2 separate regions of the Homo sapiens genome follow, and region 2 is linked to region 1. The links are chromatin loops, found by intact Hi-C in ENCODE. Cell type or tissue: body of pancreas. All regions are shown on one strand. Links, peaks and the distances in the headings refer to the core of each region. The heading gives the core; the rest is flanking DNA.

The links. Peaks named below come from ENCODE experiments on the same cell type or tissue, not always from the same donor. Only the 100,000 strongest peaks of a DNase experiment are listed, where the experiment ranks them.
Region 2: it touches region 1 in a loop (2.8-fold over the local background); 5 of 110 quality-filtered maps call a loop at or near these places.

What each region holds. Positions count from the first base shown.
Region 1 is chr1:197,519,028-197,524,925 of GRCh38, forward strand. The region is part of intron 20 of DENND1B (DENN domain containing 1B); the gene reads right to left. Among named protein-coding and RNA genes, the nearest start is that of DENND1B, 250 kb to the right of the region's middle. In body of pancreas, for the core only: a CTCF peak has its summit at 2,308 (motif pointing right); no DNase peak of the experiment used is centred there.
Region 2 is chr1:197,881,556-197,887,453 of GRCh38, forward strand. No RefSeq gene overlaps it. Among named protein-coding and RNA genes, the nearest start is that of C1orf53, 18 kb to the right of the region's middle. In body of pancreas, for the core only: no CTCF peak of the experiment used is centred there; a DNase peak (open chromatin) is centred at 2,736.

The sequences.
Region 1 (5,898 bases), core at 1,364-3,863:
GTAATGCAAATGTTTCTTGTCCATAGAGATGCAAGTAAATTTTGTCCAGTGAAGATGTAATTATTACATTGTGGATATTATGGTTTTGTATCTGTCAGCATATACATTTCAGTACTCGAGTGTTTCTCTTTTTCAGATTGTCCTTTATACCACCTTACTGGGGTTTCCATATTAATTAATGAGCTAATTAAAATATGAGTCATAAGTTTATTTTTATTGTAAAATTATTCTTTAGGTCAGGCAGAAATGTTTTCTGAATAAATGAATATCTTTATACATAGTAGGTAGTTTTTGCTGAGAACCTATTAATGAACTGATAAGAAAAACATAAAGGATAAAGTACTATACTAGTTCACTGACATAAACATTTTTAGTGTCCATGAGGCACAGAAGGGTATTATATTCATTCATTCAACAAAGATTAAAGAAATGCCTGCTTTGTGCCAGGCATTGGGCTACACGCTAGAGCACAGTGATAACTAAGAAGAGGCCCCTTGTCCTCATGGATATTATATTCTAGTAAATGAGACATGAATTAAATTGAACAGTCATACAAATAAGCATAAAAATTATGACTTCGGTTAATTTGTACTAAACTATGATTGCTATGAAAGCCCTTCAGGAAGTTGACCTAGTGTGGGAGGTCAAGGGAAGTCTTTCCCTGAAAGATATTTGAGTTGAGCTCTGAAAAGTTAGTAGGTTAGTTAGATGATGGAAGATGTAGCAATATGTGCAAATGTCCAGTGGTGGGACAATCAGGGCAAATACTAAGGAATGAAAGGTAACTATTGGTGCATTGTGGATTGGGGCTTATGTTGGTACATGGGATTTTTTAAGGGGCCCATTAAGACTTGCAGTTATCCTCTTAATCACTAGATGGCAGACATATATTAAGAAGGCAAAAGCTGGAAATTTAAATTCAAGGGGGATTATAATAGTAAGGTGGGGGAAATCATAGATTTAGCAGGGAAGTATGGGAGATGAGAATTTAGTAGGGGCAGGCAGGCATGGGATAGCCTCTGGACTTACAGGTCCTGATAATGAAGAGCAATAGAAATCCATCTAATCAAGAAATATTTATTGAGAACCTACTGAAAGCTGCTACTGCGTATTCCCTGAAAGTCAGTAGCTGTATCTCATTTTTCTTTCAGTTCTTAGCATCTCTTCACTTCAACATCCATTAAGCACTTATTACATGCATACTACTGCCTTCCATGCTGTGAAGCATAACAAAATAAATGAAAAAGATGTTCCCTTTTCTCAAGACACTTAAAAAATATAGGGTGAAATGCCAAAATACTACATATAGTAGAGCAGTTATAAATAAAAACTTTATTCCTCATTGTATGAACATAATTGATAAACTTTTTGATCATAGATGAAAATCTTACATTAAATGACCATTAATACTGATAAGTAGTGTCAAATTGTTGATGTTCCTAAATAATGAAAAAATAGGTCCAGTCAGCTAATAATATAACTGTAACTACATATTATAAACATCGGTAAATTCTGAGATCAAATAAGAAGGTATAGAAGTTTCTGAACTGTACAGACCTGGTGTAGCTATCACATTAACACTGGTTATTTCACTAGTCATGTTGATGCTGTGCAAATTAGTAACTCTCTTGAAAGACAGTACTGTGCAAAACAAGGGTACATTTTTTTGGATGTAAAATACATCATGAGAAAACAAAATAAGCAAAGTTTTATATCATTCTGATACAAAGAATTAAGAATAAAATGGGGAATTGGATGTCACACAACCTCAATTAGACTGCTCCTAGGGCCTAAACACACATAATTGTAAAAGTTTTGCTCCCCTGAAAATGTAAAATGTCAAGTACACATCTAATATATGTAAAAATTCATGAAGTGAACATTCGTATAACAAGGGATGCTTGCTAAGAATGTGAAAAGGTACTAAACTAATGAAAAAGGCTATCAGCATGCAATACAACTTACTAGAGGAGATATTCTACTAGAAACACTGACCCTACAGGTGGACACTAAGTGAAAAAATATATACTGGTAAAGACAAGAAGGAAAAGTATTTTATATGAAAGAAAAAAATGTAAGAAAATGTACACAAAATGTGACAGAGGTAGAAGGACCAAGACACAAAATCATAGAACTTAATGTCTGAGGAGATCTCAAGAAATAAGTTTAGTTTCGTTACAGTAAGCAAAATAAATCTTTCTTTTCACTGCAATGGTTTCCAGAAAGTGAATCAGAAAGTAGAATGATGAAAATCACTCCCCTGATGCACCAAGGAGACTGTTAACCTTGCAGTTACCATTTTGATCACCAGGTGGCAGACAAATATTAAAAAGGCAAAATGCAGGGTAAATTTAAATTCCTGGGGTTTGGGAGGGGAAGGAATAAGGGATATAGGCAGACGAATGAGAAAATATAACTTTTTAGACATAAGAAAATTAAGATGCTTGTAATACATAAATTTTTTGAAAGTAGGTACAATCTGTACTACCCTCCATTTTACAGTTGAGGCAACTGAGATCCAGAAGTGTTACCTTGCTTATCTAAAGTCTACAACAAATCCCCAAGCTTATGTATTTTGCAGCCTAAGAAAAAAATACCTGCATGAAATAATATGTGAATAAATTAAATAATAATGTATAATTATAATAGTGACATCTTAAAATGCATGGCAGTTTATAATTCAAAACAAGCTTTAAAAAGATGTGTTTTAATTTGTATAGGTAATAACTAAAGAGTTAAAAGACTTACCCATGATTGACTTGCTTCAATGTGTTAGCTACTTTATGTACTGTATTTTATTTCATTTAAATATCTACTATACAACAAATTTGGTGAACATTTTCTCTATTTTACATATTAGGAAACCAAAAGATTAACAAAGCAAAGTGACTTGGGCAAGACAAGGTAAATCATAAGTGACAGAATGTGACTCCAACCCAAGTGTTCTGACTCATGAACAGAACTGTTTTCATCATAACTATGCTAGATAAATAAGTCCAGAGAGACCCAGAAGAAATAAATGTCCAAGAACTAGCCTGAGAAAGGCTAGCTCTAAAAATGGCAAGCTATAAATCTCATTTTTTAAGGCAAGTGGTAGTTTCAGAATAATAAGAGTGCTAATGTTCCAGGTAGGTGAGATGTCAGGATGAAGAGACAAGAGCTGAACATACTTTGCGAAATATGCTGAAAACATACGTGTCAGGGCAAAAAGGCAAACTGGAAGATTATCAAGATACGTATTTGGTGAAGTCTGATGAATTCAGTTGATTAAGGGCTGTTATTATTAGGCTAAGGACACAAAATTTTACACAAGCATCAGAATTACATTCCTTGAGCAGGTGACTGCTATGTGAGACTAGGTCACTAGGAAAGATTCTGATGTGGCCGTAACACATCCAAGGACCCTTTACCAATTCTCCCAGTCCATAGTGATTTCAGAATCCTTGTCAGTTTTATTCACTTATTTCTCTACCACTCAACTGTCATCTGATATATTCTCCATTATAAAGGCAGTGTTTAATTTTAAGTACATTCCTCTCTTACCAAATCCTTGAGACTAAGAATCATATCTTTTCATTTGTTTTGCTTCTAATATCACTTCCACTTCAACTTAGAAGGTAAAACCTGCAAGAGAATGTCACTCCCATCCTAACAATGAGAAAAAGCTGGATAATCTTTTTAAAAAATCATAATTTTTGTTGAACCTATGAGACCTGTGTTGCAAGTCAACCAAGTAAACTGAATTTCATATATTAGAAGCTCCTCCAAGGAGAGATGAGAGACAGGATTAATTTCACCATTGGCAAAGCACAAGGGAAGAGGTAGCTGCCATATAAACAGGTAAGAAAAAAATCTGCTAAAATGTCAATAAGGTCTTAAAGGCCAACCATGGGCTAACATGTCAGCTTAGAATAGCTGAGCGTCTCAAAGACAGGGGGAGTTTGCACACGCAAGCTCTTTTCCATATGTAAATTTCTTTAATTTTATTTCCAATTGAGGTAACTCTACTACCTCGTGCTCATAAGAAAAATTGGGAGCAGTACAGGAGACTGAAAAGCACTCCCCTTGGTGGTTCAGGCTTGCAGGAAGTGACAGGCTGCACAGGGACAGGCATGAAGTCCCAATGACCTTTGAGGACATTCATTTATATAAAACAAAAGCCTTAAACTGCTGACAAACTCACTGCCTCCCAAGACTGCTGGGGGAAATGTAGAAGTAAAACCTTTATCTGCCCTAGGGAAGAATAAGAAGCCTTCTTAAGAACAGAATCCTATATTGATACCAAGCAGAGGTCTACTACCACTGAGCAGGGCAGAAAAGCCTCGGCCACCTAAGACCAATCACAGATATAAGGAAGTTTCTCTGCCATGAAAAGAAAGTGGAAGGATGCTAAGAAAGTCCCACTCCTAAGGCACGGGGGCGCATGGCCCACTTAAGACAAGCATAGAGAACACATAAGGCTAGGATCAACTAACTAGTCACAGATGTTAACTGCTTTGGAGGGGCAAAAACATTGAAAGAAAAGCCTCTATATAGCTCAGGGGTTCCAGGACTGCTGATAGCTCAGAGTGAAGCAAGAACACTGAGAAAGCTTTCCAGTACCTTCTTTAGAAGACTCTACTCTAAGCACAAGATAATAGCAGCCCATTACAGGCAATGATATCAACAAAATCAAAATCCAGTTCATTTTCCGATGGACTCAGCCTCTTATACAAACAGCATGATAGAAGAAGAGCCTGCCAGTTTCTAGGTGTAAATACTATTTAACTGTTTCTACCCATTTCTGGGTGTAAATGCTGTTTAACTCTTTCTATACATGGGGTCCATTGTTCAATTAAGAATTATAAGACATGAAAAAGCAAGAAAAATAAAGATGGACAACATGCATGAATAGATGGAACGATAGCAGAGAAATGGAATCTATTTTTTTTTTAAGTCAAGTGATAAAAAAAACTCAAATGATGTAAGACATGAAGAATTCTTCTGATGGGCCCATTGGAAGACTAAGGAAAGATTCTGTGCTCTTTAAGACAGGTCAATAGAAATTATTCAAAATGAAACACAAAGGAAGAAGAGAGCAGGAAAAATAAGACAAACAAAAAAATCAACAAGAAGAAACAAAACAGAGCATCCAAGAACTGAGGGATATTAGAAACCAGTCTAATTCATTCTGCTCCCAACGCATAGTTGGCATTCATTAATTTTTTTTTGGTATGTTGTTGTTAAAAGTTGACAGGATATAAACAATATTACTAATATTTATGAAACTTCTGGTGACTGCTGGAAGAACAAATTCTGTCACTACACTAATTCTAATCTTCACAATAACTCTATGGAAGTGGATATAATTATCAATATTTTATAGATCTGAGGGCTAAGAGGATTAGAGAAGTTAGGAAAGTTACTCAAGTTCACATACCATCCAAGCGGCACACTGTTCTGATCCTGATCTCTTATACTACAAAGCCTGGAATCTTTACATTCCCGCAGGGGGTCTTTCTATTAAGTGATGAGGGTGATGGTTGGATGTAAAAAGGAAGAGTAAAAATAAACATCAATGAAGTAAAGTCTTTCTGAATTTGTAAATAATGGTCCTTAGTAAGTTAAGAGGAGATAAGTGATCTTGAAAGCTCTAGATCAGCAGGCCTAGCACAAAGTAGGTGTTCAGAGGAGGTATACAATCTCGAAAGCTGTAAACCAGCACACGCTAGATACTGGTTGTGTTGAACTGAATTAGACAGACTCTCCATTATGGTATGTCCATTATGTTCACAATGCATTAAATGCTTATTAATGCTAAGTTGGGGTCTGTTCTAGAATTTGACTAAAGAAATCTGCATATTAGATTTTAGAGAGAATATGAGAAATCAGAACTGACCCCTTTACAGACTGCTTTTA
Region 2 (5,898 bases), core at 1,396-3,895, 360 kb after region 1:
TTGATTCTTCTCTTTTTTCTTCTTTATTAATATGCCTAGTGGTCTATCTACTTTGTTGATCTTTTCAAAAAAACAGCTCCTGGAGTCATTGATTTTTTTTGAAGAGTTTTTCATGTCTCTATCTCCTTCAATTCTGCTCTGATCTTAGTTATTTCTTGTCTTCTGCTCGCTTTTGAGTTTGTTTGCTCTTGCTTCTCTAGTTCTTTTAATTGTGATGTTAGGGTGTTGATTTTAGATCTTTCCTGCTTTCTCTTGTTAGCATTTAGTGCTGTAAATTTCCTTCTACATACTGCTTTAAATGTGTCCCAGAGATTCTGGTACGTTGTGTCTTTGTTCTCATTGGTTTCATTGAACATCTTTATTTCTGCCTTTATTTTGTTATTTACCCAGTAGTCATTCAGGAGCAGGTTGTTCAGTTTCCATGTAGTTGTGCGGTTTTGAGTGAGTTTCTTAATCCTGAGTTCTAATTTGATTGCACTGTGTCTGAGAGACTGTTATGATTTCCATTCTTTTGCATTTGCTGAGGAATGTTTTACTTCCAATTATGTGGTCAATTTTAGAATAAGTGCAATGTGGTTCTGAGAATAATGTATATTCTGTTGATTTGGGGTGGAGAGTTCTGTGGATGTCTATTAGGTTCTGTTGGTCCAGAGCTGAGTTCAAGTCCTGGATATATTTGTTACTTTTCTGTCTCATTGATCTGTCTAATATTGACAGTGGGGTGTTAAAGTCTCCCACTATTATTGTGTGGGAGTCTGAGTCTCTTTGTAGGTCTCTAAGAACTTGCTTTATGAATCCGGGTGCTCCTGTATTGTGTGCATTTATATTTAGGATAGTTAGCTCTTCTTGTTGCATTGATCCTTTTACCATTATGTAATGCCTTTGTTTGTCTCTTTTGATCTTTGTTGGTTTAAAGTCTGTTTTATCAGAGACTAGGATTGCAACCCCTGCATTTTTTTTTTTACTTTCAATTTGCTTTGTAAATATTCTTCCATCCCTTTATTTTGAGCCTATGTGTGTCTTTGCACATGAGATGGGTCTCCCGAATACAGCACACCAATGGGTCTTAACTCTTTATCCAATTTGCCAGTCTGTGTCTTTTAATTGGGGCATTTAGCCTATTTACATTTAACATTAATATTGTTATGTGTGAAATTGTTCCTGTCATTATGATGCTAGCTCGTTATTTTGCCCACTAGTTCATGCCATTTTTTCATAGTGTCAATGGTCTTTACAATTTTTATGTTTTTGCAGTGGCTTGTACCAGTTGTTCCTTTCCATGTTTAGTGCTTCCTTTAGGAGTCCCCCTCTCTCTTCTGTCTTGTAGGGTTTCTGCTGAGAGATCTGCTGTTAGTCTGATGGACTTCCCTTTGTGAGTAACCTGACCTTTCTCTCTGGCTGCCCTTAACATTTTTTCCTTCATTTCAACCTTAGTGAATCTGACGATTATATGTCTTGGGGTTGCTCTTCTTGAGTAGTGTCTTTGTGGTGTTCTCTGTATTTCCCGAATTTGAATGTTGGCCTGCCTTGCTAGGTTGGGGAAGTTGTGGATAATATCCTGAAGAGTGTTTTCCACCTTGATTCCATTCTCCTCATCACTTTCAGGTACATCAATCAAATGTAGATTTGGTCTTTTCACATAGTCCCATATTTCTTGGAGGCTTTGTTCATTTCTTTTCACTCTTTTTTCTCTAATCTTGTCTTCTCACTTTATTTCCTTGAGTTGATCTTCAATCTCTGATATCCTTTCTTCCACTTGGTCGATTCAGCTATTGATACTTATGTATGCCTCATGAAGTTCTTGTGCTGTGTTTTTCAGCTCCATCAGGTCATGTATGTTTTTCTCTAAACTGGTTATTCTAGTTAGCAATTCCTCTAACCTTTTTTCAAGATTCTTAACTTCCTTGCATTCGGATAGAACATGCTCCTTTATCTTGGTGGAGTTTATTACCCATCTTCTGAAGCCTACTTCTGTCAGTTCATCAAACTCATTCTCCATCCAGTTCTCTTGTTGGCGAGGGGCTGTGATCCTTTGGAGGAGAAGAGGCATTCTAGTTTTTGGAATTTTCAGCCTTTTTGTGCTGGTTTCTCCCCATCTTCATGAATATATCTACCTTTGGCCTTTGATGTTGGTGACCTTCGGATAGGGTCTCTGAGTGGACATCCTTTTTGTTGATGTTGATACTATTCCTTTCTGTTTGTCAGTTTTCCTTCTAACAGTCAGGCCTCTCTGCTGCAGGTCTACTGGAGTTTGCTGGAGGTCCACGCCAGACCGTTTGCCCGGATATCACCAGCGGAAGCTACAGAACAGCAAAGATTGTTGCCTGTCCCTTCCTCTGGAAGTTTTGCCCCAGAGGGTCACCCACCAGATGCCAGCCAGAGCTCTCCTGTATGAGGTATCTGTCAACCCCTGATGGGAGGTGTCTCCCCGTCAGGAGGCACGGGGGTCAGGGACCCACTCGAGGAGGGATTCTTCCCTTATCAGAGCTCGAATGCTGCACTGGGAGATCCGCTGCTGTATTCAGAGATGTCAGGCAGGGACGTTCATGTCTGCTGAAACTGTGCCCATAGCCACCCCTTCCCCCAGGTGCTCTGTCCCATGGAGGTTTTATCTATAAGTCCCTGACTGGGGCTGCTGCCTTTTTTCAGATATGCCCTGCCCAGAGAGGAGGAGTCTAGAGAGGCAGTCTGGCCACAGCGGCCTTGCTGAGCTGCAGTGGGCTCCTCCCAGTTCAAACTTCCAGGCAGCTTTGTTTACACTGTGAGGGGAAAACCGCCTACTCAAGACTTGGCAATGGCAGATGCCCTTCCCCCCACCAAGTTCAAACGTCCCAGGTCAAGCTCACACTGTTGTTCTGGCCATGAGAATTTCAAGCCGGTGGATCTTAGCTTGCTGGACTCCATGGGGGTGGTGACCGCTGAGCCAGACCACTTGGCTCCCTGGCTTCAGCCCCCTTTCCAGGGGAGTGAATGGTTCTGTCTCGCTGGCGCCAGGTGCCACTAGGGTATGAAAAATAAACTCCTGCAGCTAGTTCAGTGTCTGCCTGAATGGCCACCCAGTTTTGTGGTTGAAACCCAGGGCCCTGGGTGGTGTAGGCATCAGAGGGAATCTCCTGGTCTGCCAGTTGTGAAGACCCTGGGAAAAGTGCAGTCTCTGGGCCAGAGTGCACCATTCCTCCCGGTACAGTCTCTCACGGCTTCCCTTGACTAGGGGAGGGAAGTCCCTTGACCCCTTGCACTTCCCATGTGAGATGACACCCCACCCTGCTTTGGCTCACCTTCCATGGGCTGCACCTACTGTCCAATCAGTCCTAATGACATGAACCGGTTACCTCAGTTGGAAATGCAGAAATCACCCGCCTTCTGCATTGATCTTGCTGGGAGCTGCAGACTGGAGCTGTTCCTATTCATCCATCTTGCCAGCCTCCAAAAACTTTTAATAATTGGAGAAACTGGCTTTCAAAATGCTTGTATTAATCCGTTCTCACACTGCTATAAAGAACTACCTGAGACTGGGTAATTTATAAAGAAAAATGTTTAGTTGACTCACAGTTTGGCAAGCTATAAAGGAAGCATGGCTGGGAAGCCTCAGGAAAATTACAATCATGGCAGAAAGTGAAGAGGAAGAAAGCACATCTTACAATGGTGGAGCAGGAGAGAAAGAGCTAGAGTGAAAAGCGGGAAGTGCTACTACAAACTTTCAAGCACTAGATCTCATGAGAACTTACTCACTATCAGAAGAATGGCAAGGGGAAAATCTGCCCCCATGATTTAATCACCTCCTATCAGGTCCCTCCCAACAATGGGAATTACAGTGCAAGATGAGATTTGGGTGGGGACACAGAGCCAAGTCATATGAACGCTTAAAGAGACAGTTGTAAAATCACGCTGTGTTGCATCTTACCAGATTTCTGAACACCAGTGATTGAGGGATATTGACTGTTAACCAAGCATTTTCATACTATGAATGCTCCCATTTCTCTTTATAATTTTTGAAACATATGTTCATAGGTAAATAAGTTTGATGTTTGCATGTTTTTTGAACTTTATATAAATGATTTTGCATGTACATATTCTTCAAAACTTTTTTCATCAATATTATGTTTGTGAGATTCTATCATGTTGATTTGTGTAGCTGCAGTTCATTTGCTTTCATTGCTGTCCAGAATCACATTGCTGGATGACATTTTCATGGTCTACAGGTTTTTGTTTACAAACTATGCTCTTAGGAACAATCTTCTACAAGTTTGCAGACACATATTTATGATATTTTCTTAGTCTTCTCTAGCTGCTATAACAAAATACCTTAGACTGGGTAATGTATAAACAACGGAAATGTATTGCTGACAGTTCTGGAGGCTGGAAAGTCCAAAATCAAGGCACCAGCAGATTCAGTGTCTGGTGAGGGCTCTCTGGTTCATAGATGGTGTCTTCTATGTGTCCTCACATGGTGGAAGGGCAGTTCTCAAACCTCTTACATAAGAGCACTAACACCATTCATGAAGGTGGAGCCCTCATGACCTAATCACTTCCCAAATGCCGTACGCTTAATACTATCACATTGGAGATTATGTTTCAACATATGAATTTGGGGGAAACACAGCAGATATATTGTCAAAAGTGAAATTATTGGTTATAAGATATACACATCTTTGCCTTTATTAGAGTTCCAAGTTGTTTTCCAAAATACTTGTGCCAATTTATACTCCTACCCACAGAGTATAACTGTTTCCTTTGTTCCATTCTCTAGGCAATACTCAATATTCTCAGACTTTTTTTTTTTACAATCTGTTGGTATAAAATAATAACTAATTGTGGTATTAATTTGAATTGTCCTAAGGAATTTAGTCTCAGCATTTTTTCATACTTTTATTAGACATTTATGTTTTATTTTCTTGAAATAACTGTTCATGTCTTTTGACATTTTATTAATTTGTATTGTTCTTACCAGTTTGTATGAGTTTATTATATTTCTGGACAATAATCTTTTGTCAGTTATATGTTACAAATATTTTCTCCCAGTTTGTGGCCTGCCTCTTTACTTTTATGGTGTATTTTGAAGAACAGAAGTTTAATTTTACTTTAGTCAAATTTATCTATCATTTTCTTTATGTATTGTGCTTTTTATATCTTGTTTGAAAAAAATTCCCCTAACTCAAAAGTCATAAAGTAATCTCATGTATTGTCTTGGAAAATTTAAAGTTTTACTTTTCACTTTGAAGTATTTTATTCAGCAGAAGCTGGGTTTTATATATAGTGTGAAATAGACATCTTTTTTTAAAAATATACTTATCTAAATAAGCTAGGACTATTGATTAAATAGTCTACATATTTCTTCAATGCCACTACTGCATTATATCAAGTTTCTATATATTTGTGTGTCTGTTTATGAGATGTATGCTATGTTCCAATGACTATTTGTCTACTACCACTTATCCAAGTCCATGTTGTCTTAATTGCATTACTTTTACAATATATCTGGAAATCTAACAGGGTAGTACCACCCCATATCTTGTTCTTTCTTTTCAAAGTCTTCTGTAGTAGTCTGCCTATTTCTCTTCCATATAAAATGATTACACTTGGAATGATTTCATTTTAAAATCAGCTTTTCATGTTCAGTGAAAATCCCTGTTGGTTTTCATGATGGGAAATACACTGAATATAGAGATCAGTGTAAGAACCATTGATATTGCTATTATATTGAGTCTCTATCTATAATGCTTTTCAATGGTTTATGCTGTCTTTTATGTCCTCGTATAAAGTTTTAAAAGTTTCTCCAAAACGTTCTTGCACATTTTTTGTTTTATTTGTTCCTGGATACTTTATATTTTTGATGCATTATAAATCCGTCTTTTAAAATTGTATCTTCTAATTATTTGTAACATATATAGAAATAAT